4 separate regions of the Mus musculus genome follow, and regions 2, 3 and 4 are each linked to region 1. Evidence: chromatin loops called from intact Hi-C (ENCODE). Cell type or tissue: heart. All regions are shown on one strand. Region 1 overlaps Pakap (paralemmin A kinase anchor protein). Region 2 has its middle 98 kb from the start of 1700042G15Rik. Region 3 has its middle 89 kb from the start of 1700042G15Rik. Region 4 has its middle 5.1 kb from the start of 1700042G15Rik.

What was found. A loop is a pair of places that touch in the nucleus more often than their neighbours do. Peaks named below come from ENCODE experiments on the same cell type or tissue, not always from the same donor. Only the 100,000 strongest peaks of a DNase experiment are listed, where the experiment ranks them.
Region 2: it touches region 1 in a loop (2.4-fold over the local background); 3 of 42 quality-filtered maps call a loop at or near these places.
Region 3: a loop joins it to region 1, with 4 times the contacts of the local background. A loop is called at or near these places in 3 of 42 quality-filtered maps.
Region 4: a loop joins it to region 1, with 4 times the contacts of the local background. A loop is called at or near these places in 3 of 42 quality-filtered maps.

Annotation. Positions count from the first base shown.
Region 1 is chr4:57,666,884-57,674,883 of GRCm38, reverse strand. The region is part of intron 4 of Pakap (paralemmin A kinase anchor protein); the gene reads right to left. Among named protein-coding and RNA genes, the nearest start is that of Gm52699, 49 kb to the right of the region's middle. In heart, CTCF peaks have their summits at 1,214, 1,421 (motif pointing left) and 3,608 (motif pointing left); DNase peaks (open chromatin) are centred at 393, 1,153, 1,413 and 3,933; H3K27ac peaks cover 2,632 bases.
Region 2 is chr4:57,458,123-57,466,122 of GRCm38, reverse strand. It overlaps a transcript of Pakap not described here. Among named protein-coding and RNA genes, the nearest start is that of 1700042G15Rik, 98 kb to the right of the region's middle. In heart, a CTCF peak has its summit at 3,552 (motif pointing left); no DNase peak of the experiment used is centred here.
Region 3 is chr4:57,448,871-57,456,870 of GRCm38, reverse strand. It overlaps a transcript of Pakap not described here and the pseudogene Gm12539. Among named protein-coding and RNA genes, the nearest start is that of 1700042G15Rik, 89 kb to the right of the region's middle. In heart, a CTCF peak has its summit at 4,806 (motif pointing left); no DNase peak of the experiment used is centred here; H3K27ac peaks cover 389 bases.
Region 4 is chr4:57,365,410-57,373,409 of GRCm38, reverse strand. It overlaps the pseudogene Gm12537. Among named protein-coding and RNA genes, the nearest start is that of 1700042G15Rik, 5.1 kb to the right of the region's middle. In heart, a CTCF peak has its summit at 3,260 (motif pointing left); no DNase peak of the experiment used is centred here.

The sequences.
Region 1 (8,000 bases):
TTATTCATCAAGCAAGAAATGCATATGGGAGAGAACCCACAGGCCAGCCTGATCAGGGCATTTCTTAATTGAGGGTCCTTCTTCCAAAATGTCAGCTTGTGTCAAGTTGACATGAAACGAGGCAGGACATGCTTTAGCTACCCAAACAAGGACAGGACAGAATTTCACAATCTTGATGCCTAGAGTAAGATCTTACGGGAGGAGAAAAATCACCGAGGCACAGATGTGTTTAGGAGTCCTGGCAGCCAATGAAGAGTGAAGGCGCAAGTGGGAATGAGAATCTCAGAAGGGGTGAACTACATCCAGCTTTCAGAACAGGAACAGGAAGTGACGGGGTGGGGGTGGGGTTAAGGGAAGGAGGTTGATCCTGAAAGGCAAGTCGTGGCGGTGGGAGCTGCAGAGAGCTCAGCAGTTAAGAGTGAGGATTCAAGTTCAGATCCAAGCACCCAAGTTAGAAGGCTCACAAACACTTGGAACTCCAGCTTCAAAGAATCCCACACCCTTTCTTGGCCTCTGTTGGCTCCTGCGCACACATGTCCACAAGCACTCACACAGACACATATATACATACATGTAAACTTTAAAAAAAAATTAAAAGAAGTGATTGGATCGACTATGTTCTAGAAAGACTGTGCGGAACCAAATGTGGTATGAGCCATAGTGGAAAACAAATAGTTTTATTTGCTGTCGTTATAATGGCATTGGTGACTTCCTAACCAAATGCTGTGCGCTACAGTGGCCCACAGGCTGGGGGGGTGGGGGGGGGGCAGAAGAGATTAAGCATCATTCAACTGTGAGACTGTGCCTAAAAATGAATGGGGTTGCCCAGTGTCTAGAATTTGTGTGTGTTCAGCAAGACCTTGGCTTTCTCCCTTCTCAGCCCACCTCCCTGTCAGACTAGTTCCTACAGCAGCTGGGCTGCCCGAGACCCACAGGGCTCCTCTTCCTGAGAAAGGGGAGGAAATTCGACAGCAGGTAGTCCTTCCTCCACTGGAGATCTAAGGTTAAGTGTGAGTCAAGGAACATCAAGCCTGTAACTTAAAAATCTCCCAAGGACTGAAATTGTCTCTACTCCACAAGTTCTCACTACAGGGACAATAAGCACCCGCTAAGATGCTTCTCAACGCCCTCATCCGGCCAGAGCAGGAAACACCTGGAGGAACAGTCTGCAAACACAGGCTTGTCTTCCAGTGATCCCAGGCACCCGACAATGAACCCTGGGAGGGCTATAGACACATCTCAGCCCAGCACTGCTGGCCTCTTTGGAGCCTCTCTGACATTTCTTTGTCAGTCTACCCCCTCACAGATACAACAGAAACATTCTATCTTTAAAATGCCAGTGAGAAGGTCCTATGGCGCTTTTTGCTGCGGCTTAGGGTTTTGAGGTAGAAGCAGCTTCGCCCTGGCTCAGGCTCATGTGTGCCCCCTAGTGGCTGGATCATGTAAAGGCTCAGGGATGGACTGGGTTTCAGTGAGGATGGCTGGTCTGCATCCTAGGCGGTCTCTTAAGTCAGCTGAGCTGACCACTATCTTACCATATTTATTATGGTGTTTTGAAACAGCTATTATGACGAAAATGCTATTCTGAGAAAGGTTTGGATTTCTGGAACTTTCAGTCCACATGTAAGATTAAGATTTCCCTTACATCAGGAACTCCCCAATGGAAACTTCCAGATGCAAAATGATTCATGTGTAGGGATCAAAGCCAGAGAATGGCACTCCTTAAGCCAAATTAGAGTTTTTGTAACACGTGAGTTCAGAGCCAAAGAAAAACAATGCCGTTTAAGATTTCTCCTGTACTGTGCAAGACATGTAGCTCAGTGGCAGAAACACTTCCCCTTTGTTTGCGAGAGCCCCACTTCCATTCCAGAACTGGAAAAATCAAAACAAAATGATTTAGCGACAGATTTAAGCTTTTAAGCAAAACCTTCTGACAGAGAGACAACCTGATAGACCATTTGAAATTCAAGAACTGGAAAGCGAGACATAGACTGAAAAGTCTTTTATTTATTTATTTTTAAAAATTTCAGACTGAAAAAACTTTTCCAGGAATGCTTGAATTTCAGTTTTGGTTTTGCAGAGTCTCGTGTAGGCTGGTGTGGCCTTGCATTCACAATGTTCTGAGGGGGCCTTGACCTTCCGATGCTCTTGTGTCCACAGACCTAGTGCTGGTATTGTAGGCATCACCACTACTCCTGACTTCTAGGTTTCAGATTTTGGGATACTTGAGCATGGGTAATGGGAGTCCTTGGAGATGGGATGGAAATCTTAGTTACATTCTACATAGGCTTCATTCACATAGCCTGACGCTAATTTTATACACTCAATATTTTAAATCATTTTGCCTATGAAACAAAGGCTCTTGGTGTGGAATTCTCCAACTGTGGTATTATAACACATGAAGCAGTTTCCAGCTTTGGAGCATTTCAGAGTTGGGATCTGGAGGATTAAGAATGCTAAAGCTATAGGGCATAGTGTGCTGAAACTGAACACACTGGTCACGCTTGAGACAGACAGACAGACAGACACACACAGACACACAGACACACACACACACACACACACACACGGGACGGGACGGGGGGAATCTGTGCAGCCTGCTTGTTTTAGGCAGAGGTGTATTAGCTGGGTTCTATTAAATAAGCGGGGTTAGGAGTTCCACTAAGTTAACGTTAAAATTTTTTTGAGGTTTATTTACTTGTAAAATTATATGTGTATAGGTGTTTTGCCTGCATGTATGTCTGTGTGCCACATTCAAGCAGTACTCTCAGAGGCCAACTGAGGATATAGGATTCCCTGGAACTGAAGTTGTACACTGTAAGTCATCATGTGAATTCTAGAAATCTAAGCCATGTTTTTTGGAAGAGCAGCCAGTGCTTATAGCTGCTAAGTCATCGCTCCAGCCCCTAATCTGACATTTAAAAATAGCTCTCTGTCCTTTCCAGACTGAAACACTGGCCAAATACCCACACCTCAGTTTCTCCATCTGTGATATGGTAGCAGTTATAGCTATGAAACTAACAATTATGAGAATAAATGAATTTGTGCTTAAAACACCAAGAATACTGTCTGCTATCGTAAAAGCCCTGTTTAAAGGTTTGTTCTTCTTGTCAATTCTAGTGCTTTAGAAATATTGACAGGTGATTTGCTAAAGGCAGCCTGCACAGCTTTACAGGACAACCCAAAACATACTGGCTAGTAAATGCACATTTACCTTCTTAATCCTGTTATTAATTATTATTAATTACAAGCTTAGTTGTAAGCTTGTGGCCTAGAAGATTCGGGAACATGTGAGGATTCTGATATTAAGCTAGAAAACATAAGTGTCTGTCAATTGAACTCTTACAGGAACACTAAAGCTTGATATTAGCTTTGAGAATGGTGAATGGCAACTGTATACCCATGTTAACATCTACATTTAAAATAGTCAAGCTGGGCTGGGGATGGATCTCAGTGGTAGAATGCTTGCCTAGCATGTAAGAGGTCCTGGGTTCAACTTTCAGAAATTCAAAGATAAAAATAAAATAAATTTTAAAACTAAAAAAAAAAAAAAATTTTTTTTTCAGATTCAATTTCTCCATTCAGGAAAGACTTGGGAGGCCATCTAGTGGTGGACAAAGCCACCCTACAAACTGAGGTGTTTGGGAAATATCTGTCACTTGCAGATTTGGTCATGTGTAGTTACTTGGGAAGACAGAGTTCATTTTATCAAATCAAAATGTTCTCAACCAGACCGCTTTATAAACTTGTCGTCTTTAGATATTGGTGCCTCCTCCCTTCTGTGGTGTGCAGAAAGCTCCAGCAGGGCCACGTGACCCGTGAGCCTGGTTTGTATCAGCAGTAACTGTGAGAGTTGCTGGCTGAGAGCCTCAGAGATTCAAGCCCTGAGAAGTAGAGTCTGGAAGCACGGGAATGATCGTTACTGAGACATGACTTTTACAGGGTACATGTGACAAACAGGAATGCAATAGGCAGCCCAAAAGGTCAGTGAACAGCACAACTCATGGCTCTGTGATCCAAAACAGACAAGCACCTCTCAACACACAAGTCCTTCCTACTACAAATGTCGCCGGTCAGTGCTGATAATGACTTTGCTCTTCATGGCCCTTCTAGCAAGCAGCAGGGTGTGCTCTGCACAGTCCCTATTACTCCATCCTGGTTAAGCATGCTTCTCCCTCCCCCACTCGCCCAGATATGTGCCCGGTACCCTATGTAAGGAACGGCTCTTTCATTTGTATATGTGGCACAGTGATCTCGGCCAAGAGTGACAACTGGTTCATGGGGTCAAACACAAGAAGTTGTCTACAAGAGTCTGAGAGCCTCTGTCATCTCAGAAACCCCAGCACCCAAAACAGAACCACACATGAAGCAGACCTGGGTATCTATGGAGACAAGTGAGAACAGCACCCATGGTTGTGTATGCTCATGTCCCTACATTCTCCTCTCTATACTGTGGAGGGGGGTCTCTATAGGCAGAGTGATTCTTCTTGAACAGCAGTGGTTCCCATTGCAACTTTGGATCTACAGTCTACCAAGGCCCAGGGCACAACTGAAGAATGTTTGAGATTTAGATTTTAGACTCAGATTGACTGTGGGCCCCTGACTGAATGTCGAAGAACTAAGTAAGTTCACAAGTAACCTTACCTTCATAAAAGACCTAACTCAAAACCAACAGTGCCTCTAAAGAAGTCAGTGATAACAGCTCACCTGGCCAAGAACTATCCACAGCTTCCTGGTGTCTCCAGCAACATTACTGCATTAGACTGATGATTTACCGCACAGCCATTGGGGACCCCAGACAGTGTCAACTGACTAACAGATGAGGGATGAGTTGGCTTTGTAATGAAAGGATGTGACTGTTCTCTGTCAAACCTCTCCCATGACTTCTCTGCCTCTGGCCAGAAAGGCACAGAATCATCATTGAATGAGCTCTCTGATGACTATGAAGAGAAAGACCGAAGGACAGCGATGGAGAGGAGGGTCCTGTGTGCTAGATGTTGCTGCTGCTTTTACAAAGTGACTAGATTAAGATTTGAATCAGCAAGTGAGATAGGCAGCGTTGACGCCCTGCTTTGCAGGAGAGTTAAGAAGCTCGCCCAAGGTCGCCAGCAGTTAGCTAGGTTAATTTAACTAGGTGTGCAGCTCTAATCCAACACAAAGGGCTACAAAATGGCCTTGCTTAGCCTTCAGGAACCTTCAAGAAGGAGGAACCTCTCATCCATGCTAGGACTCCATGAGGGAGCATCATATGCTGGGACAAAAAGAAGAAAGGATGAAGGGTGGGGGGAGGGGTAGGGAGGAAGAGGCAGGGCACAGTTGAATTGGTTGAGAGGCTTGAAGGTTCACCTTCACCACAGCAGCTCTAGGCTGCTTCCTTTTGTCTGTTGCTGCCTCTGACTCAGACACAATGACCTCAGGGTGTTTCTAGTGACCGACTTTATTTGTGTTCTGGTGGCCTGGCACAACCATTGTTACAACACTGCCATACTCCATCCTGCTAAATTCAATCTAACTGTAGCTACTTGCCCAGCTGGTTACCTGGCTGCCCTTGGAGTCTCTCCTGACCTTTGCTCCGACTGTAGCACTGAAGCACATTCCTAGCTTCACCAATGGGTTTATTCTAACTGGGAAGCTCTTAATAGTACTGCATGGTCTCTAGGATGAATTCAACCCTCCTCCACTCAGCACCCAAAGCCCCCCATGATCTTCTCCCATGATGTCTTCTTCTTGTCTTTTTCTACAGAACGCCTTCTGTGTCTAGGCCTGAGACTACCACTTTTTAAAAGGGAAGGTGGGACCTGTCAAAGGAACCATTCCATGGCCCACCACTGTCGTCATGGCAGAACTACTGTGTGATTCCCACTGTTCACACTTCTGTTTCCGTGCTTCCCTTACTCTCCAAGGAGACTCAGCATAGCCCAGAAGGTAGTGGCCTCTAAGAGAATATTGGCCCATCAGCTCTTATAGCCAGGTGACAGGGCCACAAATAGGTCTGCATACAACATCCACAGCACCCTACTGACGCTGCCCAGTAAGTTCCTTTCCAGCACTCACATGGCCACTACTTTCTAAACATACAACAACTCAAATCCAGCTCTAGAGCTGGGATCTTGCTTGGGGCTGAAAGGGACCAAAGCTTTGATGAAGTCCAGGAAAGCTCTTCATTGTCTAGTCTGGTTCCTTCTAATGCGGGTCTCAGCTCACATCCCAGTGCAGCCTTTACAGTGTATGTATGACTTCTGACCATGAAGTTTCCGTCCAAATCAAATACGTTGAACTTGACTCTTGCTGTTGTTGTTGTTGTTCATTAGTTTTGTTTCTTGTTTTTAATGGATCAATGGATCAATCAAAGATCCAGGTATTTATCATCTCATATATGATTCTAGCTTTGTGTAGTGGCTCATGCCTACAATCTCAGCCCTTGGGAAGCTGAGACAGTAGGCTAACCGTGAGTTTGAGGCCAGCTTTGATCGGATAGTGAGTTTCAGACCAGTGTGTGTTACAGCATGAGAGCCTTTCTCAGAAAAAGGTTCTGTGTGAGGAGAAAAATGCACTGTCTCAAGTCAAGGGCGAGCTCATTGTTAACACTGAATTATGGGATGTATGTGCTCAGTGAATCCCTGTTTAGTAACCTCAGTTCAAGTGTATGTCCTGAAGATTCAGGACAGCTCTGACCCAAAGTTAAGGAGCAATGCAGAGCCATCTCTCATTAAGACAGAGATTACAGGTCTCTCAAGAAATACTGCAGTTTTCATTGCTATACATTTGCCTATCTTGGCACTAGCATAAGCATTTAATTAACATTTATAGGTGAATGAATCAATCTTGCTAAGATTTAACTCAACCAACCTCCCTTGAGAGAAAAGCTTAAATCTTAAGATTCTCTAAACTTCTACCCTGAGGACAGATATGGCATCACACCTTCCACATGCATGTTCCATCTGCTAGGTGTCTAGGCAGAGGGAAAGGTCCTTACCTCTCTTCTAGCACCTAGCTCCTGGTACCCACAATGCTCAGTGAATCCTTACTTAATAACCCTAACCCAAATGAACATTACATCAACCACTTCTGAGCAATGCAGATGCTCCTGTCTCTGCTTCTAGATATGTGAAAACCAAGCCAAGACAAACATCGTCTTCTTTTAGTTCATGTCACTATTAGATATCAGTCAGAGGAATGGAGGCAGGGATGGTGACACACAGCCGTAATCTCAGCTCCCAGGAAACTGACAGGGGCCTGAACAAAGCAGGAGACAAGGGCCCAGTTTTCAACTAGAAATCTCTCTGCACGGAGAGATCTTTGCAGCATTTACACCCAAAGCACCTGGGTCTATGTTCCTTGAACTTGCCTTTCTTCCTCCCCTCTGTAAATAAACAGGAGAACTCTGAGCCAGAAAGTGTATGTGGATCTGAGAGTACAAAGATGAGTGCTCTATTCTCAGTACCTCCAAGGGAACGAGGCCAGTGGAGGAAAGAAATATCCCTTCCCATATGCCGACATAGTAAGTTCTGGGCTAAAAATGCCTCAGGGAACATTAAACTAGGCTTAAACCATGAAACCACTGGGATCCTTTCCTTGGTTTTTCAAAACAGGGTGTCTCTATGTAGCCCTGACCTGGAACTCGCTATGTAGACCAGGCTAGCCTCAAAAATCACTGAGATGCCTGCCTCTGCCTCCCAAGTGCTGGCACTAAAGTGCTCCACTGGGCCTGGCCAAAAGCAGCATCCTGAAGGATGTGCAGAAGTTAGCTGCAGCTAATGAGAGTTCCTGGAAGCAGAGGCAGCAAGTCCAAGGAACATGGCTCACAAGGAGCTGAATACCTTCAGGGAGCTGCAGGTGCTTGCTGGGTGGTCAGGAATGGGAGGTCCATGGGAGATAAGACCAAAGAATGCAGCAGAGGTCCCATCATAAATGGCTTTCTAAGCCCCACCAGGGAGTTAAGACTTCATTTCATGGCCCAAGGGAAATAAAGTGAGTGAATAGAGAGAGGGTGTAGGGGT
Region 2 (8,000 bases), 210 kb after region 1:
AATGTCTTAAATATTTGCACATATCTTCTGAAAGAAAAGTCCAAGCACATTAGTGTCTTTTAATTACAAATAAAACATGAGGTGTTTTTAAAAAGTCCTGGGCTTATATTATTTCATTAAATTTAAACACTAATTCTTTTATTTGGAATATAAAAATGAATTTCCCCCCAATTTTCCTCCTTCAAATATTTTTTATAAATTCATAACTATTTATTTAAAATACATATGGCCTACTGAGGATGGTTATAGCTTAGTGGTAAAACACTTATCTAGCATGTGGAAAGCCCTGGGTTCATAAAATACTTACAAATAAACGTACCATAAAATACATTTGTCTAAAAGAAACAAGCAAGGCAGGATTAGAGCAAAGCCCGCATGGAACAGGAAGTAGTCAAGGTTTTTCTATAAGATACTGCCCATGTAAATATATTTACATAATTTTAAATATTAAATATTCTTACCAATCCCTTACATGAAGGAACTTGTTATGTGCCCTAGAATTCTGATTAGAGTCCCAAGGGACCATACTTTGAAGTCAGTCTGCATGCCCAACATAAAGGGACAGCAATTCTGCCCCACCCATTGTTCAGCAAACATGTTTATTAGTTTCCAGGATCTTTTCTCATTCTTGCCACAGATCAACAAAATGCCTCATTGACTAAAAAAAGTTACAATATATAATTGAAAGTTACGAGTCAAAGAAAAAGTAATTAACGCTGCTGTGGTTTGTATATGAAGTGTCCCCCAGTGTTGAAAGATTCCAGTGTTGAAAGCTGGATTCCCAAGTGACAGGTTTAGGGGCAGTGAATAGATCGTGAACCTTCAGAAGCTGATGTCCTGGGGAAACTAATGAACAGCATTAATAATCTAAGGCTAATAAAATAGAAAACAATAACATATGAAGACTAAAACACAAGCTATCCCTGTAGATCCTTAAAGCATTAAAAAGATAAAGGGCTATCATAAGAAACTTTGTCAGTTAACATAACAACCTAAATTATGTGGAAATTTTCCTTCGAAAAAGTGATTTGCTCACCCTAGCACAAAATCAGAATACGTAGCATTGAAAATCTTTTATCAATCAAGGCAATCTGGACCATGTCACTAGTGAGCTCTGCTGAGCATTTTGTCAGAAACCATGATGCCCTCTCTTAAACCCTCCAGGAAATAGGGAGCACTCACACTTCTACCTGAGAGCACTGAGACCATCATTGCTCTCTCACCAAAGCCTGATAAGAGTATTTCAAAAACAACCCATCACAGACCACCTCTCTCGTGAGCATAATCAAAAACATAACTCAACAACCTATTAGTACAGAAGACCATATTGTAAGGTCTAGAAAAATACATTTAACAGATGTAATACTTACTTGAAATTTATAAAAACAAAAACCCCCATCAGCAAACATAACAAGAAGAAAACATCTTGAATTTGAGCCTTTTTAAAGACATCTATGTGTGGCAGGATATTTAATCACATTGTGAACCCTGACATCATGAAATGGAAAAAGCTATTTCTTGTTGTAGTGTGGCTCAGCCCTAGCACACACCTTTAACCCAAGTGCTTTCTGGAAATGAGAGCTAGATAAAGTCAACAATATGTCAAGACATGGAGAAAGCAGCCACGTGGCAGGAGTGAACATAAGGAAACCCAGGAAGGAGAAAGGAGGGACTTTGAGTTGAAGGGTATGTCAGACAGTGTGGAGAAGGAGAAAGAGCCTTTTCCTTCTGGGACATTGGTGGAGTAAGAAGGTCAGCTGGGTGCTTTCTCTGCCTCTCTGAGCTAGCAGGCTTTCACCATAGCTTCTGGCTCTGGGGTCTTCATTTGGTAAATTAAATGGTTGGGATTTTGTTTTGAAAACAACATTTATGAGAGATGGAAAGGTGGATCAGCACTTAAGAGTACATATTGCTCTTGTGGAGGATCTAAGCTCAGTTCCTAGCACCCCACAGAATGGCTCACAATTGCCCAACTCCAGCTCCAGGAGACAGATACCTTTTTGCCTTCTTGGGCACCTGCATTCACACATGTGCATACCCACATGTAGACACATACGCATACATACAATTAAAAATTAAAATAAATCTTTTTAAATAAAGTCTGTTAAAATATCTACAACTAAAATCATACTATGGTACAAAGCAAAAATCCTGTAGCCCCCAAATGTATACCTATGTATAAGCTTACATTGTAGCTGGGTTTTTTTTTTCCTTCAGTAATAAATTGGTTCTCATCTGGAACCAGGCAACCCCTTGTATATGCTATTCTACTTCAAAGATTGTTAAACCTGGGCATGAAAACCAGCAGAGATAGAAACACACAGAATATCAAGAAGGGCCCCAAGCTACGACCTACAACATCAAGGTATATCCCTCAGATCCAATGAGGATGGATTGTGGTGAGACCTGGTCTTACTACTGTGGACACAGAGACATCAACAAAAGGAAAGTAGCCATTGCATATAATGCCTTCACTTGAAATCATAGCATTCTTAAGATGGCTTCAGATCCTAAAACCACCATCCCACACAACACATCTCCTTGAAAATGTTGCTTGACCCAACAATTCTCCCGCAGACAAAATTAAAGAGACGAGATAGTGGAGAGACACGGCTCACCTGCAGAGTACCAGCACAGCATGCTCAAGGCCCCAGGCGGAAGTTCCACAGGTCTCTCTTTCATATGTTCCACCTTTTTCCCAAACCACTATCCCTACATTACTCATCTCAATCATATATAATTAGTCTTCTACTGTAGTCTACCTAAAAGTCTGGATTTTGACTGGTCTCTTAATGACAACATCCTATCTCCGATGACATAAAGCAAGATGTTCCCTTTTGAATGAGGCTGTTGTGAACCTTCCTACTATATAGCAAACCAAATTGTCCTCTATAAACCAATGCCAGCCTTATAAACAGATTAGAAGTGAGTCACTGGCTTGTCTCTTTAAAGATTTTTTTAAAGATTTATTTATTATTATATGTAAGTACACTGTAGCTGTCTTCAGACACACCAAAAGAGGGTGGCAGATCTCATTACGGATGGTTGTGAGCCACCATGTGGTTGCTGGGATTTGAACTCAGGACCTTTGGAAGAGCAATCGGCGCTCTTAACCAGTGAGCCATCTCACCAGCCCCCTCTTTAAAGATTGTTAAACAGATATGTGATTCGGTTACTTAAAAAGAAAGCCATCACTTTAAGAACCAAACAGAAAAAGAGCCCTAATGACTCTACACGTGTTACCTCATTCCCTTATATTTTGCAGCTAATTTATTCTAAACCATGACTGTCTTATTTCAGGTGTTTAAAATGTTTTAGTTAGTTGGTTAGTTGGTCAGTTGGCTGATTTTCTAGTTAGTTGGTTTTCTTGAGATTAAAAACTCACTGTACCAAACCCTCTGAGGTAGAATTTTGGGCCTGGATCATCCATGTTTTCCTGTAGTAGACAAAATCCTAAAGCATTCCTTCAGTTATTGAACCCTCATGAACCCTCAGATCACGTCTCATGCCAGTAGAATGGAACTCCAGTTCCAGGGGGATCTCATGCCCTCTTCTGGCTTCTGAGGGAACTGCACATACATGGTACACAGACAAAACACCCACAAACATAAAATAAAAATAAATAAATGTTTTGACGAAAGGATGGACCATCTAGTGATTGCCATATGCAGGGATCCATCCCATAATCAGCTTCCAAATGCTGACACCATTGCATACACTAGCAAGATTTCGCTGAAAGGACCCAGATATAGCTCTCTCTTGTGAGACTATGCCAGGGCCTAGCAAACACAGAAGTGGATAATCACAGTCAGCTATTGGATGGGTCACACGGCCCCCAATGGAGGAGCTAGAGAAATTACCCAAGGAGCTAAAGGGAACTGCAATCCTATAGGTGGAACAACAATATGAACTAACCAGTACCCGGGAGCTCTTGTCTTTAGCTGCATATGTATCAAAAGATGGCCTAGTCGGCCATCACTGCAAAGAGAGGCCCATTGGACTTGCAAACTTTATATGCCCCAGTACAGGGGAACGCCAGGGCCAAAAAGTGGGAGTGGGTGGGTAGGGGGTTGGGGGGGTGGGTATGGGGGACCTTTGGGATAGCATTGAAAATGTAAATGAGGAAAATACCTAATTAAAAAAAAACTGGGGAGAGAAGTGAAATTGGCTGCAATCATCTACTGTGGAAGAAGTGTGTGTGTGTGTGTGTGTGTGTGTGTGTGTGTGTGTGTGATCTCATCTCTGCATTCAAGGCAGAAAAAGAATTATATTCTTATAGAGTATTTCATTCCTTCACCTGAGCCTGTATCTTTCTCTTCCATAAAACACACATACACACAAATTGAACGCTATTTTTACAAGTTGAGGTCATCATCTAAACCACAATCTATAAACATGTGATCTCAAACCCACACATAAGTGTTAGTCTTCTACCTTCATCAAGGAGACCACTGTAGAAAACCACAGCCAATCAAAATGTGACACTATAGAACCCAGTTCTAAAGTATGTACCTACAAAACACTCTGCACCTAAAGGTCAGGCGACATTGCAGAAGAGGGACAGCAAGATAGTAAGAGCCTGATGATCAGTTTGCTGTGAGATTGTGACTCCTAATAAAAGTCTCACCAATATGAGTACCCAAACATAAGCTGTATAAGGATGGCACCAACAGACTTGCCAAAGTGAACAGGGAAAGGCCCATGAGGCCTTAATCATACATAAAGAATTACAGGCAACTAAGGAAAGTGGGAGAGGTGGCCTTTCCCAGGGAAGAGCACACCAATTGATTGTCTGGTGCCAAAAGATTAGCCCTGAAACATACATATAAGTATGTATGTCTTAGTTAGGGTTTCTATTGCTGTGAAGAGACACCATGAGCATGGTAGCTCTTATAAAAAGAAACATTTAATTGGGACTGTCTTATAGTTTCAGAGGTCCAGTTCATTATCATCATGGCAGGAAACATGGCAGCATGTGGGCAGACATGATGCTGGAGATGGAGCTGAGAGTTCTACACCTGAATCCACAGGCAGCAGGAAGAAAGAGTAACACTAGGCCTGCCTTAAGCTTCTGAGACCTCAAAGCCCGCCCCCACAGTGACACACTTCCTCCAATGAGGCCAGACCTACTCCACAAGGCCACACCTCCTAAAAGTGTCACTCCCTGTGTGCCAATCATTCAAACATGTGAATCTATGGGGGCCATTCCTATTCTAACCACCACAAGTAATATTGTATTTAGGAGTATATGTATGTAAGATGCAGACATAGCAACTAGTGAAAACAAAGAGATTATAAATTCAAAGGAGAGGCATATGAGAGGATTTAGAGGGAGGGAAAGGAAGGAAGAAATGTAATTAAGTTGTAATCTCAAAAATAAAATGAAAAATAAAGACCTCTAATATTCTTTAAAAGATACGTTGGGGTTGGGGTAGTGGGGATGCAAAGATCTCTCAGTGGTTAAGAGCCCTCGCTGCTCTTCTAGAGCACCTGAGTTTGGTTTCCAGCATCCGTGTCAAGCAGGTCACAACCACCTGCAATTTCAGCTCCATAGAATCCTACACCCTCTCTGGCTGATGCATATGCATATGCCACACATACGGCATATACTCACTCAAAGAAGTATGCATGAAATAAATCTCTAACAATAAATAAACAGGGGCTTAAGGTGTGGTTCAGTGGTTGCAGAGAAGAAGGGTTCAGCCCCCAGCACACATATCAGGCAGCTCAAAAGTGCCCGCAACTCCAGTTCTAGAGAATCAGATGCCTTCCTCTGGACTCCATTTCCTCCGCTGGACACACATAGTACACAACATACAGACAATTGGGCGTGCCTACACACGTACATACACACACATGCAAATCACACTAAATTAAAAGATAATTTGGGTTGGGGATAAATCTCAGTAGTCAGATGTTTGCCTAGTATTTAAGAGGCCCTAAATTCAATATCCAGCACTACAAAATAATAACCATGAAAGAAAATATAAAGTAGTTTGCTGAAATCTATAACTCAAGAAGCTACTGGAAACAACTGAAAAATAAAGCCATTTTCCTAAAACATCTTCACTTAAGGGCATTTATTTTATGTATATTAATGTGTAATTGTTTGCTTTAATGTGAGCATTTTATCTGCATTTTATACAAAAAGGGCTTTTTTATTGTTAGTCTTGAAGTTGCTAAGTAGCCCAGGACAGCCTCACACTCTCCATCCTTCCAACTCAGGCTTCCAAATGCTGGAATGGTAGGATGCAGTACTAGTCCTGTAAAGTGTTTCTTAATGGAACAACATATTTTTCATCAGAAATAAAGTATGTGTGAGTAATAATCATGGATTACGCAGTCTTGCTTAAAGCGGATTCACATCTTTGCCAAGTGTTAAATATTTAAAGTCGTATCGCTTATGTAATGGAGTACTATTCATCAAACAAAGGAAGTTCTGGGACATCCCTCGGCTTCAGGATCATTATGACAAGAAGAAGCCAGCCACAAGCCATCAGACGGTTTCATTGTTTGATAGGAAACACACTAAGTCAAGAAATACAAAGGGATAAAAACAGATTTAGTGGCTGTTGAGGGCTGGGAAATTGGAGGGGTGAGAGGAAGGAGTGCGGGTACTTTAGGGTAGTTGAAGTATTCATTATTGACAGCACTGAATGTGTAGCTTTTTAAAATTTCATTTTAATTTTAATTTATTTTTTACACTTCATATTCCATTCCCCACCCCACCCCCAACCACCCTCCAACTGCTCCACATCACACACCTCCTCCCCACCCCACCCCATCGCCACTTGGATGCCTCCACCCACCCCCCCACCCCACCTGACCTCTAAACTCCCTGGGTCCTCCAGTCTCTTGAGGGTTAGGTGCATCATCTCTGAATGAACACAGACCCAGAAGTCCTCTGCTGTGTATGTGTTGGGGGCCTCATATCAGCTGGTGTGTGCTGTTTGGTGGTCCAGTGTTTGAGAGATCTCAGGGGTCCAATTGAGATTGCTGGTCCTCCTACAGGATTGTCCTCCACAGCTTCTTCCAGTCTTCCCTAATTCAACAACAGGGGTCAGCTGCTTCTGTCCATTGCTGGGTGCAAATATCTGCATCTGACTCTTTCAGCTGCTTATTGGGTCTTTCAGAAGGAAAGACCCAATAAAGTGCATATTCTCACTCATGTATGGAAGGTGAAAACACTTGACCAGATGGAAGTAAAGATTAGAATAGGTGGGGGAGGGTCAGTAAGAAAGGGAGGTCAGAAGAGTCGGTGAGCTGTTCTAAATTTCAGTCAGGGACAAGCCCTGAGCCCATGGTTCTCAGCACAGTAAGGTGACAATAGTTTAAATAGTTTAAATAGTTTCTTATGGCTAGGTGGGAATAATGGTGTATAGTTGTAATTCCAGCACTAGGAGTCTGGGACAGAAAGACAGGGAACTCCGAGCTAGCTTGAGTTATCTAGCAAGTTTCCAGCCAGCCTGAACCACGTAGCAAAACAATGTCTCAAGAAGATTATTATGTTTCAAAATATCTAAAAGAGGGAACTTTGTCCCTACTAAAAGAAATGACAAATGTCTTGGGTGTTCAATGGGTTAATTACCTATCTTGATTTAGTCACTATAAAATGTCACAGTCCCCCAGAAACATGTACAGATATTACATACTAATGTAATATAGATGTGTACACTTATTACATACTAGTGTATGTAGATAGAAACCGGTCTATTTACTCTGGTTTATTCTACTCTCTGAAACAATCCTTCCTTCTCATGCTAAAGACCCGGTTATATCATTTTTTAACACATTTAGGACATAAAACGTGTTTGGATGTGGATAGAGTGCTGAGTCAGATCAAACATCAACACCTTTTTGATTAGTGTCTCTTGTCCACTGGGAAGACCTTTTCCCTTGTCCATTATCAGAGTCAACCTCTCACAGAAATTCACAGAGTTAAGCATTAACCTATAAGATGTAATAAGTTATTTTTTCCTACATAAATGTCTTACACATTT
Region 3 (8,000 bases), 220 kb after region 1:
TATTGGACATTTTCTTTATTTATATTATTACTGGATATTTTCTTTATTTACATTTCAAATGTTTTCACCTTTCCAGGTCTCCCCTTTGGAAACCCCTTATCCCATCCCCTCTCCCCCTGCCTCTATAAGGGTGCTCCCCCACCAACCCACTCCTGTCCTTCCACCCTGGCATTTCCCTACACTGAGGTATTGAACACCCTCAAGCCCAAGGGCTTCTCCTCCCACTGATGTTCAACAAGGCCACCCTCTGCCACATATGTGGCCAGCACCATGAGTCACTCATGTGTATTCTTTGGTTGGTGATCCATTTCCTGGGAGCTCGGGGGCGGGGTGTGGCCTGTTGACACCGTTGCTCCCCCCATGGGGCTGAAAACCCCCTCAACTCCTTCAGTCCCTTCTCCAACTCCTCCATTGGGGACCCTTGAGCTCAGTCCAATGGTTGTCTGTGAGCATCCACCTCTGTATATGTCAGGCTCTGGCAGATCCTCTCAGGAGACAACTGTATCTTGCTTCCATCAGAAAGTATTTCCCAGCATCCACAATAATGTCTGGGTTTGGTGACTGTGTATGGGATGGATCCTCAGATGGAGCAGTCTCCGGATGGCCTTTCCTTCAGTCTCTGCTCCACGTTTTGTCTCCATATTTCCTCCTGTGACTATTTTGTTCACCCTTCTAAAAAGCATTGAAGCATCCACATTATGGTCTTCATTCTTCTTAGGCTTCATACCCAAATAGCACCAAGAGAGAGCTGGCCTCCCGGGAGTGCAGATAACAGGTCCAATCTTTAATGGTTCCTCAGAAACTAGAAGCCAAGCTTCTCCAGATAAAGGAGCGACACCAGGAAGAGAAGAGGTTCCTGGAAAGCACGGATCCCTTTAACGGTGAACTTAAAAGGTTATACGGTCGAAGATGAGAGTAAACATGGCGAAAATTGCAGCTGATATTGCATGGGCGGAGGAACAGGCCTGCAGAAGGCGGGAGGAGAAGGGGAAAGGAGGCAGCAGAGCAAGCTGAGTGCAGTCAGAGCATCATCCCCGGGAAAGAGCAAGCGGAAAACAAAGCTGAGGAGGAGAAGGACAAAGTGCACAGCCGATGGATGGAGACAAAGAAGACACGCCTTGAAGAGACAGCTGAGAGCCAACAGAATGGGGAAGGCAGTCTACTCCTGAGGACAAGGAGAGGGGGTAGAGGGGTGATTGACAGCTCAGAGGGAGAGGGCCCAGTGATGGTAATACTGGCTCAGAGAGCAGCAACGTGACATAGGGGAGCCGCCCATAGACCCCATGCCAGAAGACAAGAAAAAGAAATAAGTGTGGCCTTATTTTATGTGTCCTAGAACTTTTTTAAATGGGAAAAGGGGGGATATTTTTGATGTTTTTTAAAAAGGTATTTAGGGGAGCCTCTTTTATGGAAATGGATATAAGGATAAAGGTCAAACTTATTGAATAGAAAAGATTAATTTTTTTATTAATCAGTTTGAATCTTATCTCTGTCTCTACATCGCTTAGACTGCCATCATTTAGAATAGCGAAAGGATCTCAATTGCCATGGAGACTCCCTAATTTAATTCCTTAATCTTCTTGAACATCATTCAGAGGACCAAGCCCTTCCCAGACATTAGCATCTGGGTGTCCATTAAGTGACTCAAACTTTCTTATTCTAAGCCCTACGTGCTTCTCCCTCCCAAGCCTAGTTCTTCTTTTAGTAAATAGCATTTTATTTGCCTACAGATTAAGCCAAAATGCCTTGGCCCCATTTATGAGACCTCTTCTACTATCATCAGAACCTGCCAAGGCCACCCCAAAACTACTCTACAATCTAGTTTTAGTTAGAGTTTCTATAGTTGTGATGAAACACCATGCCAAGCAACTTGGGAAGAATGGGCTTACTTGTCTTATAGTTCCATGTTTTAGTCCACTATTGAAGGAAGCTAGGACAGGAACTGGAAGGCAGGAGCTGAGGCAGAGGCTATGGAGATGCTCTGCTTACTGGCTTGCTCACTCTGGCTAGCTCAGCTTGCTGTCTTATAGAACCCAGAACCACCAGTGCAGGGATGGTCCCACCCACAACGGACTGGTCCCTCCCACATCAATCACTGATTAATAAAATGCCTTAAAGGCTTGCCTACAGCCCCATCTTATGGAAGCATTCTTTTTTGGAGAGGCATCTTTTTTTAACTTTTTGACTCTGTGAGTTTCACATCATGTAAGCGAATCCCACTCATCTTCCCATCCCTTCATATCTGCCCTCCATTTTTGCAACCTCCTCCTCAATCCCCAAAAAGGAAATAAAGAAGATTTTTTTTTAAAATCTTGTTATGGAAGCTGTAGTGTCTCACACAGCATACTCTTTTGTCTACACATCTTTACTTGCAAATGTTCATTGTAATGAGTCTGGTTCAAGGCTCTGGTTTCTGCTACTCTATCAATACTGGATCCTCTCTGGGACTCCTCTAAAATATTCTGTTGTTGCCTTGTGTCATGGGAATCCTGCATTTTTGTATCTGCAGGACTGATCCCTTCATATTCTCCAGCACTTCATAGATTGGGTAGCTGTTGGGGTGGGCCAACTCAAAGCCCCGGATCTAGACCTGGGTGGTAGCTGAGTTCACCAGCCTGCCAGATCTCCTGCATCCACATCACCAGTGTTTTTTCCTGAACTGACCAGGCTAGCTCACCTGATGCCTCAGCCTGCAAGGGGCAGGGCTAGCTCTCCCTCAGGGCTGGCCTCCTCTCACCCATGTCAACAGGGCCAGCTCTACTGCACTGCCCAGTGGCAGGGCAGGCTGCTCCCTCAAGTGCTGCAGCCAGAGGGGCAAGGAAGGGAGATGATCTCTCCCTCACCCATGCCTCCACACAACAGAGGAATTGCAGGGCCAACTCTCCTGTGCTCATATCCCCAGGGCCAGCTCACCCTGCCCCCAACACCAGGGTCAGCTCGACTGTGCCACCCAGGCAAGGTGCATGGCCTGCTCTCTTGAACGATGTATGGAAGCATTTTTAAATGACATTCCCTCCTCTAAATGACTTCAGCTTATGTCAAGTTGACATACACTAAGCAGCACAGCACACAAGCACATCACTGTTGAGCCACAACCTTTCTTGTCCCATTCACCCCCAAGATCACACGTTACTACGAACATTACAATATAAAACATTTCAAGCTTTAAAAATCCCAATCTTTAAAATTTCATACAAAAAGGTCGAAGTCTCCTTTTTTCTTTTTTCTTTTTTCTTTTTTTTTTTTTTTTTTTTTTTGGTTTTGGTTTTGGTTTTTCGAGACAGGGTTTCTCTGTGCAGCCCTGGCTATTCTGGAACTCACTCTGTAGACCAGGCTGGCCTCGAACTCAGAAATCCGCCTGCCTCTGCCTTCCAAGTGCTGGGATTAAAGGTGTGAGCCACCACACCCGGCAAGGTTGAAGTCTCTTAAAATACCCAAATTCTGTTTTGAAATCCAAAGAATTTGTAAAATTCCAAAATTTCTTTAAAAGTTAAAAATCTCTCAACTATGGGCTGCTGTAAAATAATAAGTATCTTAAATGCTTTCTTACTCCAAAGAGGAAGAACCAGGAGGGCAGCTACAACCTCAACAAAGCAAAACCAAACTCCAACTGTGTAAATAACAAAATGTCTAATGGGCTCAGGTCACTTCTCTGGCTCTACAGCACACACAGCTTGTCTTCTGAGCTCAGGCCGGCTCCACTCCACCGCTGCAGCTCTTCTTGATGATCATCCTATGGTATTGGCATCTCCAAATGCTGGGGTCTTCCGCTGCAATTGGGTTTCACCAATTCCGCTGCAATTGGGTTTCACCAATAACCTCTCCTGGGCTTGCTTCATGGTGCCAAGCCTTAGCTGCTCTCCGTGACCCCTCTATGCCTTCACCAACAATACCGCCTGGTTGAGTCTTGCACATTACAAAGTTCAGCTGCCAGCATGAAGGCCAACCTTGGCTGTGTCTGAGACAAAGCTTATCATCTTAATGATGTTGGTCTCTTACTCAGAGCTGAGTCTTCAGCCCCAGCTCATCCATATCCATTGTCCCAGCAAACCACGGGTTTGTGTTTCTGGTATCTTGTTAACCACAGCAGATTCTTCAGCCCCAGCTAACCAGAACTACAGAGTCTTCAGGCAAATGACCTGGTAGAGTCTTTGCATTCCTCTGCAACCTCACAAGCCAGGCCTCCATGTTCGGCACGGCTCTCAACAGTCTTACCATCCAAGCTCCTACAGAATAGCCCAGAGCTCTCAACACTCAATGGCTTTTCTAGCCCAAAGTTCCAAAGTCCTTCCACAACCCTCCAAAACAACATAGTCAGGCCTATCACAGCAACTTCCCATGATTCTGATACCAATTTCTGTTTCTTTTAGGGTTGCTACTGTGGTGATGAAACACCATGGACAAAGCAATCTGAGGCAGGAAAGGGTTTACTTAGCTTACGCTTCCACATCTTAGTCCATCATTAAAGGAAGTCAGGGCAGAGACTCAAGCAGGGAAGGGACCTAGAGGCCTGGGAGGAGTGCTGCTTCCTGGCTTGTCCTCCTGGCTTGCTCAGCCTGCTTTCTTATAGAACCAAGACCATCAGCCCAGAGGTAGTACCACCTTCCTCCCCTGGGCCCTCCTCCATCAGTCACTAATTAAGAAAATGCCCTACAGGCTTGCCTACAGCCCAATCTTATGAAGGCATTTTCTCACATGAAAGTCCCTTCCTTTGAGATTACTTTAGCTTGTAGCGTAAAACTAGCCAGCACAAAGCTCAGTCTTTTATGACAGTCCAAGTGTGACCCTTTGCGGTGACCTCTACTGCCACCTCCTGGTTGCCAGATAGTGTCACTTATATTCTGACTTCCTGAGACCCACAGAAAATTGCTGGTGAACAGGCTGAGCTCTGCATCTAGAATTAGTCCTGTTCATGGGCGACTCCAAACTGTCAGTCCCCTGCCCCCCATCCCAGTCCCCTAAAATCTATTTGGTGCACTAACTCCCCTGATAGGTCAACTTCCCTCTCCCTCTTTCTGCCCATTTCTTCCTACTTGGATTCACTTACTCCTCCCAAGACCCTTGGTTGATCACAAAGACACACACACACACACACACACACACATACACACACGCACACCATGCTAAGCCACTGGCTAATTTTTCACAAGCAACAAACACTTTCTTCTCAACTCAGAGATGCAATGGTTTAGAAAACACGAGCATTCTCCTTTCCTCAAGAAAAAAAAAAAGTGGGAGAAGGAATAAAGAAATCTATCATAGTATTTCACAGCCCAGATGAAAGGCCCCAGCTAGTGGGTAAAGCAGGGAAGAGTCAAGAATTTCGAATGACAAATGTCTGAGTTTTTTCCTAAAGCTGAAGTCGTCTCAGAGTGTTGGAAAAAAAAACTGTGTGAGTGGTGGGCTGTTGCGCGCGCCCAACAGGCCAGGAAGAACGACGCTGCTACAGGATCCTTCTGCACACATTTATTCAGTCCTGTTTCTTCTTTCTCCATATATCTCCCTTGTTTATATCTTCCTTGTTTATATCTCCCTTGTTTTTATATCTCCCTTGTTTTTATATCTCCCCTGTTTATATCTCCCTTGTTTTTATATCTCCCTTGTTTTTATATCTCCCTTGTTTTTATATCTCCCTTGTTTATATCTCCCTTGTTTTTATATCTCCCTTGTTTATATATCTCCCCTGTTTATATCTCCCCTGTTTATATCTCCCTTGTTTATATATCTCCCTTGTTTTTATATCTCCCTTGTTTTTATATCTCCCTTGTTTATATATCTCCCTTGTTTTTATATCTCCCCCGAACCCTGGGCCTCTCACTCTTTTATACTCTCAGTTCCCATCCACGCACAGCAGGCCACGCCACCTCACCAGGCACGCAGCTTCAGCTAATCAGGGCAGCAGGGGCAAATCTCCACCAAATTGGATTCACCTGTATCCTGGTACACCTGCGCAGCACTCAAGATGTTTGTGTCTTATATGAGGAAGTCAGGTGCAAGTCATATGACTTAGCTGCAGTCCCTGGCGCCTTTGGGACTGCCGCCACACCCGCTCCCCACAATTCCCCCTTTTTTCTTTTTTGGCAGAGAGAATGTCTGTAGAAAGCCCCCCGCAGCCATGCCCCTTACCCGTCCTTGGGTGACAAACAGCATTGGTTTGATCCCTGTCTTAGGTTGGTGACATGCCCAGGGAGTCTTATCACTGACTACCTCTCAATCATGCCAAGCCACTCCTGGGGAGATTGTGTTTTGCTTGCAGCAGGTGCATCAAAAGGCCAGGATGTTACTTAACCTATGGCCAGATCTTAATTGCTGCAAGCAAGCCTCATGGGTGAAGGTAGAGGTCTGATCCCCAGTGTGCAAGCATAGGGGCCCTACACAAAACCATCCCTTAGGCTCATCACCCAGAGAGGTCTTGGCCAGCTCCTGTGTCGTTTTTCCTGGGGGAAGGGAACTAGGACACTGAACCTTCATGCAATCAGACGTGCCTTCCACAGGATGCCAACAGCAAGCTATCCTCTGTGCAGTGCTTAGCCTCGCAACCCATGGCATAACGCAGCATAATTTCTTTTAGAGCGGCAAACCGAATCTGAGGAGATTGTCCCGCCTCCACTGCAGCAAAAGCCTACGCTACCATGGCGAAAGTGCGGACCCGCACACTCTGCACCTAACACATGTGCCAAACACAAAACACACACACACTATAACAAGCATACATCCCAGGGCTCTCATCCCTGCTCATCTTCCCTGAAGCAAGGGATAGATAGCCAGAGGGGCTATCTCTTTAAGGGAAATTCAGGGATCAAAAAGCGTGGAAAAATTTGAATGTCATGTCGAGCTGGTATTGGCGCTTCTGGAACACCGAAAGGATCTCTCATCTCGGCTCCATCCTTTGTGCTTGTGGGATCATCCACCACATCCACAGGGGCAACTGGATCAGGAGCCTCATTCTTGTAGCGTCTCACCAATCTCTCCGGCACCCAAAGAGGTTCCGTCTGGTCCATGAACTTACCCTGCCGGCAACCACTGACTGCTGAAAGTTCTGAACTCGGTGGGGGAGTCGGTTCCCCGTACAGGCCACCAATTGTCGCGTCCGCTCTCGACCAGCAAGAACGATGCGACCACCAGTCCTTCTAACAGCAGTTTATTCAGTCTTCATCTCTCTTCTTTCTCTTCATCAGTACCTTTCCCCAGCTGAAGAGTTCTGAATCCACGCCGGATCCTTCTCAACAGTCTGTTTTATGGGAACCTTTATTAACCCCTTCTTCCCTGTGATGCAGTTCTGAATCCTCCCTGTAGCAGGGGGTCTTCGCTCGTGACTGAAGATGTTTCTTTTCCCGGGTTTCCTCGTCCCAGGTCTTCTTGTCCCAGGTCTTCTCGTCTCATCCCGGGTCTCAGCACCAACTCTTGCGCGCGCCCAACAGGCCAGGAAGAACGACGCTGCTACAGGATCCTTCTGCACACATTTATTCAGTCCTGTTTCTTCTTTCTCCATATATCTCCCTTGTTTATATCTTCCTTGTTTATATCTCCCTTGTTTTTATATCTCCCTTGTTTTTATATCTCCCCTGTTTATATCTCCCTTGTTTTTATATCTCCCTTGTTTTTATATCTCCCTTGTTTTTATATCTCCCTTGTTTATATCTCCCTTGTTTTTATATCTCCCTTGTTTATATATCTCCCCTGTTTATATCTCCCCTGTTTATATCTCCCTTGTTTATATATCTCCCTTGTTTTTATATCTCCCTTGTTTATATATCTCCCTTGTTTTTATATCTCCCCCGAACCCTGGGCCTCTCACTCTTTTATACTCTCAGTTCCCATCCACGCACAGCAGGCCACGCCACCTCACCAGGCACGCAGCTTCAGCTAATCAGGGCAGCAGGGGCAAATCTCCACCAAATTGGATTCACCTGTATCCTGGTACACCTGCGCAGCACTCAAGATGTTTGTGTCTTATATGAGGAAGTCAGGTGCAAGTCATATGACTTAGCTGCAGTCCC
Region 4 (8,000 bases), 300 kb after region 1:
ATTGTCCTCTGGCCTCCACCTGCCTGCGTGCACGCTCCCACACTGCATTCACAGGCACGTACACAGACACGCACACAAACACATGTACACACAACAAGGACAGGAGGATGCTTCCAGGTTGTCGCTGAAGTTCAGAGACATGAGCGTCGACTCTGGAGCAGGGCTATGTGGGACCCGCTGTACTGCCACTCGGTGACCATGTGACACCAAGCCGGCCGCTCAGTCCGTGGACACTGATTTGTCAGTGCCCAATACAGGGCTGTGGGCCTCACCCAAGACCATGTGTGCCAAGTGTGAGCACACTCAGTAACGCTGCTGAGCATTTGTCTGTCCACCTCAAAAGCAAGGCCATGAAGTCCTGGCTAGTGGGTTGCTTTATCAGAATTTTGGGGCTTGGCTTGACTCTCTGTTATTCTGAGAGGTTTTATAAATACTCCTTCACTCTTCACTTCTCCTCAGCTTGCATCGAAACTGAACTGTGCACAGCCCACCTCCACTCCACAAGGCACACAACCACAGTAAGCATAATCCTAAGTCCACTTAAATGCAGTTCGAAGAGTGGAAATGCCTATAGAGACAGAAAGTAGATTCGTGGTTCTGGGGGGTCTGGGAGGAAGAGCGCGGACAGTGGCTGCTAATGAATATCCAGGGGTTTTGTTTGTTTTAGGGTGCAGGGTTGGGGGGTGCTGAAACATTCTGAACCCAGATTAGTTAGTAGTGGTGATTAAACAACCTTGTGAAGATGCTAATACCACTTGGCTATGCTCTCTGGAAGGTGATTTTTATAGCACGTAACTCAGTTTTAAAGGAGTATTACAGGGCCGGGGCATAGCTCAGCTGTTAAAGGCAAAAGCTCATAGCTAGATGTCAAGAGTTTGGTTTCCAGCACCCACATCAAAGCCTATCTCTCCAGCTTCTCTTTGAAGATAGCTCAGTGGTTAAGGGAAGTGGCTGTTCTTGCAGAGTACCTGGATTGGGTTCCTAGCACCCATATTGTATTTGACAACCATCTACAGCTCCGATTCCAGGAATCCAATAACGCCCTCTTCTGACATCTTTGGCACCGGGCATGCACATGATACATAGACAAACATGCAGGCACAATGTCCATACTCATGAAATAATGTTAATAAATCATTTCTAAAACAAAATTTAAGAGTATGACAAACTAGTCATGCATCGTGGTGCATGCCTTTAATCCAGAACTTGGAAGGCAGACACAGGCAGATCTCTGAATATGAGGCCAGCTTGGTCTACAGAGTGAATTTAAGGACAGCTAAGGCTACACAGACAAACTCTGTCTCAAAAAACAAAACAAAACAAAACAAAAACAAAAACAAAAAAACTAAAACCAAACAAATAAAACAAGAATATAACAAACTGGCTCTCTGCTCCTCCCTGTTCCAGAGACAGCCGCATCTTCTTGTGCAGTGCCAGCCTCGTCCCGTAGACAAAATGGTGAAGGTCGGTGTGAACGGATTTGGCCGTATTGGGCGCCTGGTCACCAGGGCTGCCATTTGCAGTGGCAAAGTGGAGATTGTTGCCATCAACGACCCCTTCATTGACCTCAACTACATGGTCTACATGTTCCAGTATGACTCCACTCACGGCAAATTCAACGGCACAGTCAAGGCCGAGAATGGGAAGCTTGTCATCAACGGGAAGCCCATCACCATCTTCCAGGAGCGAGACCCCACTAACATCAAATGGGGTGAGGCCGGTGCTGAGTATGTCGTGGAGTCTACTGGTGTCTTCACCACCATGGAGAAGGCCGGGGCCCACTTGAAGGGTGGAGCCAAAAGGGTCATCATCTCCGCCCCTTCTGCCGATGCCCCCATGTTTGTGATGGGTGTGAACCACGAGAAATATGACAACTCACTCAAGATTGTCAGCAATGCATCCTGCACCACCAACTGCTTAGCCCCCCTGGCCAAGGTCATCCATGACAATTTTGGCATTGTGGAAGGGCTCATGACCACAGTCCATGCCATCACTGCCACCCAGAAGACTGTGGATGGCCCCTCTGGAAAGCTGTGGCGTGATGGCCGTGGGGCTGCCCAGAACATCATCCCTGCATCCACTGGTGCTGCCAAGGCTGTGGGCAAGGTCATCCCAGAGCTGAACGGGAAGCTCACTGGCATGGCCTTCCGTGTTCCTACCCCCAATGTGTCCGTCGTGGATCTGACGTGCCGCCTGGAGAAACCTGCCAAGTATGATGACATCAAGAAGGTGGTGAAGCAGGCATCTGAGGGCCCACTGAAGGGCATCTTGGGCTACACTGAGGACCAGGTTGTCTCCTGCGACTTCAACAGCAACTCCCACTCTTCCACCTTCGATGCCGGGGCTGGCATTGCTCTCAATGACAACTTTGTCAAGCTCATTTCCTGGTATGACAATGAATACGGCTACAGCAACAGGGTGGTGGACCTCATGGCCTACATGGCCTCCAAGGAGTAAGAAACCCTGGACCACCCACCCCAGCAAGGACACTGAGCAAGAGAAAGGCCCTATCCCAACTCGGCCCCCAACACTGAGCATCTCCCTCACAATTTCCATCCCAGACCCCCATAATAACAGGAGGGGCCTAGGGAGCCCTCCCTACTCTCTTGAATACCATCAATAAAGTTCGCTGCACCCAAAAAAAAAAAAAAAAAAAAAAAAAAAGAATATAACAAACTGAGAATCACAGATGGCCATTTTCAAACCCAGGGGAAACTTCCAGAATGCAAGAACCACACCAAAGAGAATGGATTTGGGAAAACATGAAACATATTTCAATTTATGTTCTCCAACTTATAACTTCCAGAATATGAACATCGTATTGATGTGTCTTAAAAAATGGCTTTCCCTTAACATGAGAGCATTGTCTATGTTGTGGGACAGTTTGGGAACGAAATGAAAGAACAAACTGATGTGCCCTTTTAATATGTCCCATTAGCTAACTGATAGCACCATTACCACCATCATCATCATCACTATTATTTTTCTATCTATTCCTTTTAATAGTTTTCTTATTTGACAATTATAGTACAGAGCTGTCTAAAAACAAGTGAATGTCTCTTGTTTTGTGTGAGGATAACCTTAGAGAATTCTCTAGCGATATGGCTTGAAGGAAAGCCTGCCTTTAGAATACTGGGATGTCTTCTGTGCCTCCATGAACCGCTAGAGCGGTAAGTAACTGCGTGGGGCGGGGCGGGATAGTGGAGCTGTGCTAGGCTACGGAGCTGCAGAACTGTTTGCTCGGGGCACCCTCTTGTGGTAGCTTGGAGTAACTGCTTCTGCTCTGCCAGTACCAGACATTAACAGTTCAAGGTGTGACCCTTAGCGAGTTCCATCTTCTAACCAGAATCTGTATCTTCTCTGCTCCCTGGAGACTTGTATGTGTGCTGAGTTTGATAAATGCTGGATTAGAGTACATGGAAAACACATCATTGCTGGTGCAGAACCATTTCTTGAGGGTCTGTCCTAGGAACTGGAAACACTGCTATAGATACTCTTTATAGATAAAGAGTTGTTTATTTAAAACATTATAATAACAGCAACAGGTCTCGCGCTTTTAGGCTGTCTGCCTTAGGCCCCTTGCAGTGTGACTATCAGCTTTGCTAAAACGGGTGTTCCTGCTGTGATCCTGATATTAGTTTCCTCTTTGATGGACAGAAAGATGTCAGAGCAACCAAGAGACAACCACCTCGGGCTCATTTTTCACTGGTAATAACAGAGATCAAGAATCTAGCTCACCTCCAAGATCCCAGGACCACTGCCTGCACAGTTGTATTCATATTCTTTTATGCTGATTTTGGTTCAATGCTGGTAACTGAAGCCATTTCCATGTATCTCATTGTGTTCATTTTCTACGGTCTTCCAAAGACATGTATTCACTGTGCTGGAGAGATGGCTCAGCGGTTAAGAGCACTGACTGCTCTTCCAGAGGTCCTGAGTTCAATTCCCAGCAACCACATGGTGGCTCACAACCATCTGTAATGGGATCTGATGCCGTCTTCTGGTGTGTCTGAAGACAGTGACAGTGTACTTGTGACAGTTTGTATATCCTTAGACCAGGGAGTGGCACCATCTGGAGGTGTGGCCTGGTTGGAATAGGTGTGACCTGGTTGGAGTAGGTGTGTCACTGTGGGTGTGAGCTTAAGACCCTCACCCTAGTTGCCTGGAAGTCAGTCTTCCACAAGCAGCCTTTGGATGAAGATGTAGAACTCTCAGCTCTGCCTGTGCCATGACTGCTTGGATGCTGCCATGCTCCCACCTTGATGATAATGGACTGAACCTCCGAACCTGTAAACCAGCCCCAATTAAATGTTGTTTTTTGCAAGACTTGCCTTGGTCATGGTGTCTGTTCACGCAGTAAAACCCTAATTAATACAGAAGTTGGTACCGGGAGTGGGATATTTCTGTGATAGGCCTGACCATGCTTTTATTTGAAATAATGTGGATTTTTGGACTTTGGATTTTGGAACTCAGTGGAATGCTTTAAATGGGGCTTAATGGGTCATCCTAGTAGGAATATGGAAGACTTTGTTGCTGGGAGTAATTTCAACTGTGTTCACCTGGCCCAAGAGATTTCAAAGAAGAATTTCAGAATGTGGCATAAAGACTGTTTTTGTGGTATTTTGGTGAAGAATGTGGCTACTTTTGCCCTTGTCTGAAAAGTCTGCCTGAGCCTAAGGTGAAGAGACTCAGATGAATTGCATTGACAAAGGAAGTCTCAAAAAAGCCCAGCAGTGACTTTGTCCTCTGGTTAAGTCTTATGAAGAGAAGTTTGAACAAGCATAGCAAGCTTAGAAAGGAAAAATATAAAATATATGGTTCGAGTATTAAAGGGGTACCAGGAAGTGAAATGGAGCAAAATTCTATGTTCTAGGAGATAACAGATTAAGGGAGTGGGACTTTGGGGCAAGATCCTACCCAGCTAAATTTAGATCCAGCCAAGGTGGTACACACCTTTAATCTCAGGAGACAGGCATGCTGATCTCTGCATTCAAGGTCAATCTACAGATCAAGATCCAGGATAACCAAGCTTAGGTAGTGAAGGATTTGGAAAACAGAAAGCCAGTGACAATGTAATAGTACAAGGGGGTCATGTTCTAGTTCCTGCAAGCAGCAGAACTCAGCAGCATCAGCCATGTGGCTCTGGCTCTAGAGTTAAGAATGGAAGGAACTACTGGGACAATTGATGCTGGTTAGCTGGAGCTAAGAAACCAGCAATGATTAAGACGAGACCAGCATCACTGAGGTGAAATCTTCTGGGAATTGTTTTTTTTGGGAGTACAAAGAAGCTGTGTTCCAGAGATAGCCAAGGTTGTGCCTCGTGCTGCGGCTGGGCTTGGTAATGTGTAAAAGTCACCAGATGGTACTGGTTTTGAAAGCATGAAGGTTATGAAGAGCAGCTGAGGCTTGGCACTGTGAGAGGTCATGGAAGGCCATTGATGAAGGTGCATCCTCAGTTGTAGTTGACGGTCCAGGACTGAAGGGGTCATGCAAAGGATTTGAGGCTTGGCACCATGAAGAGAGCCTATGAGAGGCTATTGGTGAAGCCTAGTTGGAGTGGAACACCCCAGTGTATTGGAGATGTCAGTACCATGGAGTGATCACCAAGAACTGCAGCCGTAGTGAAGTGGATCAACCTGAGCTTAGAGTGCTAGAGAGGGCAGAGCTGGAAAAGTGATGTCAGCCCTTAGGAGTCCAAAAGATCAAGTGGAATCCCAGACACTGAAACAAGAAGCTGTAACATTGAAATTGCCTTGGAGACTCAAAGATGTTAAAGACGCCAGAGCCATGGGATACATGCTGAGGAAAGCTGCTAACAGGGAATGGAACCAGCCCAAGAGAAAGCAGTTTGTTGCAGTCATCAAAGATGAAAAAGGAGTGGAGATCTGAAGGCTACTTTGACATTAGCCATGGAGATGCAGAGTTTGGAGTTTGCCCTGCTGGTTTCCTGCCTTGCTTTGGGGATTACAGTTAAGTGATTGGATGAATCTCAGAAGAGATCTTGAACTTTGGACTTTTAACTTTCTTGAGACTGCTATAGACTATGAGGACTTTGAAAGTTGAACTAAATGCATTTTGTATTATGCTGTTTAAGTATGCACCACCCCCAGACTCATGTTTTTGAACAAGTCTATGGGGGCCAGGGAGTGGAATGTGATGGTTTGTATATCCGTGGGCCAGGGAGTGGCACCATCTGGAGGTATGGCCTTGTTGGAATGGGTGTGACTTGGTTGGAATGGGTGTGTCACTGTGGGTATGGGCTTAAGACCCTCACCCTGGTTGCCTGGAAGTCACTCTTCCACTAGCAGCCTTTGGATGAAGATGTAGAACTCTCAGCTCTGCCTGTGCCATGACTGCCTGGATGCTGCCATGCTCCCACCTTGATGATAATGGACTGAACCTCTGAACCTGTAAGCCAGCCCCAGTTAAATGTTGTTTTTTGTAAGACTTGCCTTGGTCATGGTGTCTGTTCACAGCAGTAAAACCCTAACTAATACAGTACCCATATAAAAATAAATAAATAAGTCTTTATAAAACAAAATGTTGTCCTCCAAGATTTTTAACAAAAATATTTCTTTTTGTACTGACTTAAAAAAATAAATAAAATATTGATTTTAGAATGAGTGAATTATATCCCAATTTTAAAAATAAAACGAAAAATAAAAACAAAGAGGGGCGTAACAAGTTGAGCATCATAGGCCACTGCTCTAAATCCAACAGAAAAAGTCCAAAGAACGTCTGGAATATCAGCACTCAGGAAACTGAAGGAAAAGTCTCAAGGGCAAAGCCAGCCTATACTACATAGAGAGCTGCTGCCTAAAGAAAGACAGGAAGATGGCTGGGGGAAGGAGAGTGTCAAGGGAGAAGTGACATGTGACTGTCCTCTGACTGTCACATGTGTCACACACACTGTATGTGTATTTATGTATATGTATACATATACATAGTGTAAAATTTTTTTAAAAATCAACCAATTTGGCTTCATAGTTCTAAAACATTTAATACAAAACTGGCAAATGTACATTTTTTTCTCAAGTTCACATGGTATATTCAGCAGCATACAACATGCTGAATGTCCCCAAAGCCTGTGCTCCAAAGACCTGGTTCCCAGAACATTTTGCTACTAAAACATTTTGGAACCTTTAAGAGACAGGGCCTGGCAGAACATTAGGCCATTGGGAGATACTGAGATCCCAGCCCCGTCTCTCTTCAAATTCTAATGTGTTGTGCTTTGATTTTCATTCAGTTTTTAAAAATATTTTATAGTTTTCCTTATTCTCCTTCCATTGGTGATTGGGTTAAAAGTATGTTGTTTCATTTCCAGGTATTTAGGGAGCTCTCAAATTTTTTTTTGTCTATTATTAGTATTGATTTCTAGCTTAATTCCATCACTGTCAAACATGATGTTCTGCAGCATTTAAATATTCTGATTAAATCGTTTGACATCTGAGATCAGCTCATCGTGAGTCAGCTTTCCACCGCTGTGACAAAATCCTGCCAGTAAACAACTTAGCAGGAGGAAAGGCTAGGAGCTTCAAAGTCTCCATCCGTGGGTCTTGGCCCTGTGGCACCACAATACATCATGACGGGAGACAAGGCAGGGGAGGCCTAGCCACTATACCACACCCAGGAGATGAAGAGAGAGACAGGGGCTGGCGAGATGGCTCAGCAGGACAAGCTCCTTGTTGCTAAGTATGATCCAAAAGTGATCCCCAGAGCCACACTGTGGAAGAAATGAACTGAAGAACTGATTCCTGCAAACTGTCCTCTGACCTACACACACACACACACACACACACACACACACACACACATACACACATACACACACACACATACACACATACACACACACCACACACACACACTACACACACACACACATACACACACACTACACACACACATACACACACACACACACACACTACACACACACATACACACATACACACACACTACACACACACATACACACATACACACACACATATACACAC